Linked DNA regions of Homo sapiens: region 1 is linked to region 2. A link is a loop called in an ENCODE intact Hi-C map of the cell type or tissue named here. Cell type or tissue: prostate gland. All regions are shown on one strand. Links, peaks and the distances in the headings refer to the core of each region. The heading gives the core; the rest is flanking DNA. Region 1 overlaps CIDEA (cell death inducing DFFA like effector a). Region 2 overlaps AFG3L2 (AFG3 like matrix AAA peptidase subunit 2).

Region 1 (2,913 bases), core at 285-2,784, 100 kb before region 2:
GCTAAAAATAGAGAAAAGTAAGGGGAAAACGCATGGCATAAAAACCTCTTGAGAGGAGGGGAGATGTGGGAGGTGGATGGGGTCTCTAAGGGATGGCAGTGTGTAGGTTTCATTTTACGTCTTTCTGTCCCTTACTTCTACATATATTATACATATACATATATATTATATATATAACCTCACAATTTTCCTGACTGGGAAAGAAACCACAGACCAATTATAAAAGCATAATATTTAGAATAAAATGTAATCTTTAATGTAGATGAGGGCTGGGCGCAGTGGCTCACACCTGTAATCCCAGCACTTTGGGAGGCCAAGGTGGGTGGATCACAAGGTCAGGAGTTCAAGACCAGCCTGGCCCACGGGGTGAAACCCCGTCTTTACTAAAAATACAAAAATTAGACAAGCATGCTGGTAGGCACCTGTAATCCCAGCTACTTGGGAGGTTGAGGCAGATAATTGTTCGAACCTGGGAGTTGGAGGTGCAGTGAGCTGAGATAGCACCAATGCACTCCAGCCTGGGCGACAGAGCAAGACTCCGTCTCACAAAAAAAAAAAAAAAAAAAAAAAAAAAAGCAGGTGGGGAGATGTCTGTAGATGAGACTATTAATTGTGGGGTGAATTAGACAAATCATTTAAAGCAAATATTGGTCTGCATGGCTTTTTGCTTGAGGAAAGTGTAACAGCAAAAATAATGCCCCCACAGACCACAGACACCTCTGTTTGTTTTCTTTTCTTTTTCTTTTTCTTTTCTTTTTTTTTTTTTTTTTTTTTTTGAGACAGTTTTGCTTTTGTCGCCCAGGAGGGAGTGCAATGGCGTGATCTGGGCTCACTGCAACCTCCACCTCCAGGGTTCAAGTAATTCTCCTGCCTCAGCCTCCCGAGTAGCTGGGATTACAGGCGCCCACCACCACGCCCGGCTAATTTTTGTATTATTAGTAGAGACGGGGTTTCGCCATGTTGGCCAGGCTGGTCTCAAACTCCTGACCTCAGGCGATCCACCCACCTCGGCCTCCCACCGTGCTAGGATTACAGGCGTGAGCCCAGGCGGCCGGACAGACGCCCCTGTCTTAATCCTCAGCCGTGGCAGATGGGATTAAGTGAAGGTTACTGGGGCGGGGTTGGGGTGGGGTTTGTCCTGGATCATCTGGGTAGAGGCCGAAGTCTTCACAAGGGTCCTTATGAGAGGGAGGCAGGTGAGCATGAAGGCCAGAGGCAGAGGAGGAGGAGAGATGTGGGGTACCCACCAAGGCAGGCGCCCAAGAAGCCGGGAAAAGCGAGGGGCCGGGCCTGCCCCGCAGCCCCCACGGCGGCCCTGCGCCCTGGCTTTGACTCTGACCTCGGCAGTGGGACAGCATTGGTGTGTGGGTTTCATGCCACTGAGGTTCTGGTCGTTTGTTACAGCAGCAGTAGGAGATGGGAAAGGCGGGTTTGTTTTTCTAAAGGAGACACTCAGCTAACAGGGAGGAGTTGGTGGTGGGCGCTGGGAACCTGGTTGCAGGGCAGGGTGGTGGGGGCGGTCGATGCCACGGGTGTAGATGCCACCGCCGGCCACGCGCTCCAGGGGGCTCGCGGCCCCCGTTTCGGCTGCGCAACCACCTCCCTGGATCCCAGCCACCTGTAGGCCTTTCTGGGCAAAACCAGTTTAGACTGAGACCAGAACGCTGGAGCAGGAAGCCGCCAGCAGGTGTCTCGCTCCCCGGTCCCAGCGCCCTCAGGAAGAGCGCGGCCCCGCAGCCCCCGCCCGGCGAGGCCCCAGCGGATCCGCGGCGGGAGGGCGTCATAATTTTAACCAAGACTGGAGACATTTAGGGAGAGTAAAATTAAAACTTTCAAAAGTCAGAAAGGGATGTGAGGCTCGGAAAAAGAGGCGCGGGACGGGAGGAGAAGCCCTCTCTGATGCCAGGATCTGAGCTTTCCAAACACGTTTCCCGGCTGAGGGCTCGCTGGCGCCCCCAAGAGGCCGCTGAGAGAAAACGGCCTCAGCCTCAGCTTTGAGTGTGTGTGTGGGGGGGGGGGGTTGGGGGGGGGTTGTTGTTGTTGTTGTTGTTGTTGTTTGGTTGGGTTTTTTTGTTTGTTCGTTTGTTTTGAGATGGAGCCTCACTCTGTCGCCCAGGCTGGAGTGCAGTGGCGCGATCTCGGCTCACTGCAACCTCTACCTCCCAGGTTCAAGTGCTTCTCCTGCCTCAGCCTTCTGAGTAGCTGGGATTACAGGCGTGCACCACCATGCCTGGCTAATTTTTGTATTTTTAGTAGAGACAGGGTTTCGCCATGTTGGCCAGGCTGATCTCAAACTCCTGACCTCAGGTCATCTGCTCGTCTCGGCCTCCCAAAATGCTGGGATTACAGGTGTGCACCACCATGCCCGGCTAATTTTTGTATTTTTAGTAGAGACGGGGTTTCGCCATGTTGACCAGGCTAGTCTCAAACTCCTGACCTCAGGTCACCTGCTCCTCTTGGCCTCCCAAAGTGCTGGGATTACAGGTGTGAGCCACTGTGCCCGGCCTCAGCTTTGATTTTTAAAGTAATAAGAGGGAGCTACAACCGCTTAGAAAAGGATGATGAAGTCAACCTCACCCGAGATTCCACCTCACAAAATTTTATTTTCTTTTTCCTTCTTTTTTTTTTGACAAGGTCTTGCTCTGTCATCCAGTCTGGAGGGCAGTAGCACAATCATAGCTCACTGCAGCCTCAACCTCCTGCCCTGTTCAAGGGGTGCTCCTGCCCCAGCCTCCAAAAGTGCTGAGACTACAGGCATGAGCCACTGTGCCTGGCCACAAAATGTTTCCTGAAAGACAAATTCAAGTCAAAGACAAATGCCTGATATTTGTACCTTGGGGCAGCTTTGCTCTCTTATATTTTTAAAGTGTCACAGGAGGGAGAGCTTTTAGTTGACAGATTCCTAATCCATAC
Region 2 (2,913 bases), core at 157-2,656:
TCAAAAGGTACCTTTTTTCTCTCCCATAACTTCTTTAGGTTCACTAGCTTTTTTTCCATTTTTTCCATTAGGAAAGTATTTTTCAAATCCTGTTAGAAAAAGAAAAAAAATACTTATCTTCAAACTAAAATTCATCAGGTTTGTGTTCATTTTGTTTTCAAAGCAGCTGATGCATCACTGAAAAGCACAAGCTGGCCAGGCGCAATGGCTCATGCCTGTAATCCCAGCACTTTGGGAGGCTGAGGTGGGCAGATCACCTGAGGTCAGGAGTTCGAGACCAGCCTGCCCAACATGGCGAAACTCCGACTCTACTAAAAGTACAAAAAATTGGCTGGGTGTGGTGGCAGGTGCCTGTAATCCCAGCTACTCGGGAGGCTGAGGCAGGAGAATCGCTTGAACCCAGAAGGCGGAGGTTGCAGTACGCCAAGATCGCACTAGTGCACTCCAACCTGGGCGACAAGAGCCAAACTCAGTCTCCAAAAAAAAAAAAAAAAGCACAAGCTAAAAGCATAACATTTCTTGTGTACAAGTACATCAAAGTCTAAATAATATAGTTCACAACCCAGAAGTGTTAAAGGAAAAAGCCTCCTTTTTGCATATCAATTTCATTATCTACAAATGTGTTACATTTGAAGATGACATATCTTCATCGCTGTAATCAGACATAAGTTGGAGGCAGGGGAATGGGTTACAGAAGGAGACAAAAGACCCAACCTAAGAATGTAGAACACTACAGCCACACCTAAGCATTTACCTTTTGGGGGTCGAGAACAGAATCTTTGATAAGCAGCAATTATATCTGTCAAAAGAGAATTTCTGCTGGCCCTTGCTTGAGTTGTAACAAATCGGTAAAGCTGCAACAAGACATAAAAATAAAACCATAGTTATATCAAGATAAAAAACTTAAAAGAGCTTCATTTCCTGGTCATAAAGTAGATGAAAGGTCTCTCTCTTCCACAGGTGGTTATGAAGTAACACAGAATGACTCCCTTAGTGAGGACTAGGATTACCTAGCACTAGGCCACTGATTCCAGCAAAAGAACCAGGAGACACACATTATTATCCAGAAAACAAGAATATTTCAAAATCAGACATAATGTAGAATTGCAATCCAATTATAATTATGTGACAACACATTCACTTTGATGATGTTTGTTTAATTTGTAGCATTCAAAAGACAAACCCTGGCCAGGCGCAGTGGCTCACACCTGTAATCCCAGTACATTGGGAGGCCGAGGTGGGTGCATCACGAGGTCAGGAGTTCAAGACCAGCCTGGCCAAGATGGTGAAACCCCGTCTCTACTAAAAATACAAAAATTAGCCAGGCACAGTGGCAGGTGCCTGTAATCCTAGCTACTCGGGAGGCTGAGGCAGGAGTACTGCTTGAACCCAGGCAGCAGAAGTTGCAGTGAGCCGAGATCACGCCACTGCACTCCAGCCTGGGCGATGGAGTGAGACTCCGTCTCAAAAAAATAAAAATAAAATAATAGTTATAAAAATTACAAAACCAAATAAAACCACCTCACATCCACTATAATCAAAAAGACAGACAAGTATGGGTGAGGATGTGAGAAACTGGAGCCCTGTACACTGTGCTGGTGAGAATGTAAAATGGTGTAGCCACTCTGGAAAACAGTTTGACAGAGCTCCAAAATGGTACCACATGACTCTATGGGTCACCATATGACCCAGCAATGCCATCCCTACCCAAGGAAGCTGAAAACACATGTCCACGAAAAATATGCACACAAATGTTCACAGAAGCCTTATTCATAACAGTCAAAAAGTAGGAACAAGCCAAACGTTCACCACCTGATGATGAACAGATAAATAAAATGTGGTATACCCATACAAGAGAATACCAGTCACTCAAACAAAGGAATGAAGTACTGACACGTGGATGAACTCTGAAAACATCATATTAAGTGAAAGAAGGCAGACACAAAAGGTCACATATTATGATTCCATTTATACGAAATGTCTAGAATAGGCAAATCCATAGAGAGATAGACACATTAGTAGTTGCCTAGAGTTGGGGGAATGATTACAGAGAAATGCGAAATGATTACTAATGGTCGCAGGGCTTCTTTCTGGAGTGCTGAAAATGTTCTGGAATTGGAGACAGTGATGATGGTTGCATAACTTTATGAATATGTTAAAAACCAATGAACTGTACATTTAAGATGAACAATGGTTTGTAAATTAAAATGTCAATAAAAAACAAATAAAACAGAATGAGATGATTTAACTTCAAATAAATACAGAATTCCACACAGCAAAACAGGACAGGAACACCAACACTGTTTTTGTCTGAGTGCAATACTGGCCTGGGAGACTTTGGAGCTTATGTTGTGTTACACCCTGCCCAACCACAGGAACACTTGGCCTATGAAATAACCACTGATAACAGATAAGAATGCAACATAAGAGTTTTTTTCCAGTGCCAAATCCATTAAGGGTGTAGATTAAAATGAAATGTTATTCAAGCTAGACAAGTCAACAACTCCAGGCCAGGTGCTGTCAAGCAGTGGGGTGTCCGAAGGGGAATCAGAACCAGTTCCCACCCCTAAGAAGCACAGAAACATAGGGAAGAAAATCATGGGACAAATCAGTTACACTATGGCATAACAATGTAACCAAACAAAAGCTCTGAGTACAGGGAACAGGAGTGGTGCAGAGGTAATATGAAGGGGTCTTTATATTGCCACGTCTTAGTCTTAGTCCTTTCTGTTCCGCTATAACAGAGTGCCTGAAGCTGGGTAATTTACAAAGAAAGGTTTATTTAGCTCACAGTTCTGCAAGAGGGGAAGTATGAGAAACAGGGTGCTGGGCTTATGGTGAGGGTCACATGCTAGGTCAAATTATGGCAGGAGAAGGTGCTACATCAAAACACGGTGGGAGAAGGTCAATGGC

What was found. A loop is a pair of places that touch in the nucleus more often than their neighbours do. Peaks named below come from ENCODE experiments on the same cell type or tissue, not always from the same donor. Only the 100,000 strongest peaks of a DNase experiment are listed, where the experiment ranks them.
Region 1: it touches region 2 in a loop (4-fold over the local background); 21 of 110 quality-filtered maps call a loop at or near these places.

Annotation. Positions count from the first base shown.
Region 1 is chr18:12,270,142-12,273,054 of GRCh38, forward strand. All of the region lies in intron 3 of CIDEA (cell death inducing DFFA like effector a), which reads left to right. Among named protein-coding and RNA genes, the nearest start is that of CIDEA, 17 kb to the left of the region's middle. RefSeq lists a silencer at 1,701-1,880. In prostate gland, for the core only: CTCF peaks have their summits at 1,759 and 1,961 (motif pointing left); DNase peaks (open chromatin) are centred at 1,680 and 1,920; H3K4me3 peaks cover 551 bases; H3K27ac peaks cover 794 bases.
Region 2 is chr18:12,370,838-12,373,750 of GRCh38, forward strand. AFG3L2 (AFG3 like matrix AAA peptidase subunit 2) reads right to left here. Exons shown (of 17, transcript NM_006796.3): 2 at 755-854; 3 at 12-89. Among named protein-coding and RNA genes, the nearest start is that of AFG3L2, 4.9 kb to the right of the region's middle. In prostate gland, for the core only: no CTCF peak of the experiment used is centred there; no DNase peak of the experiment used is centred there.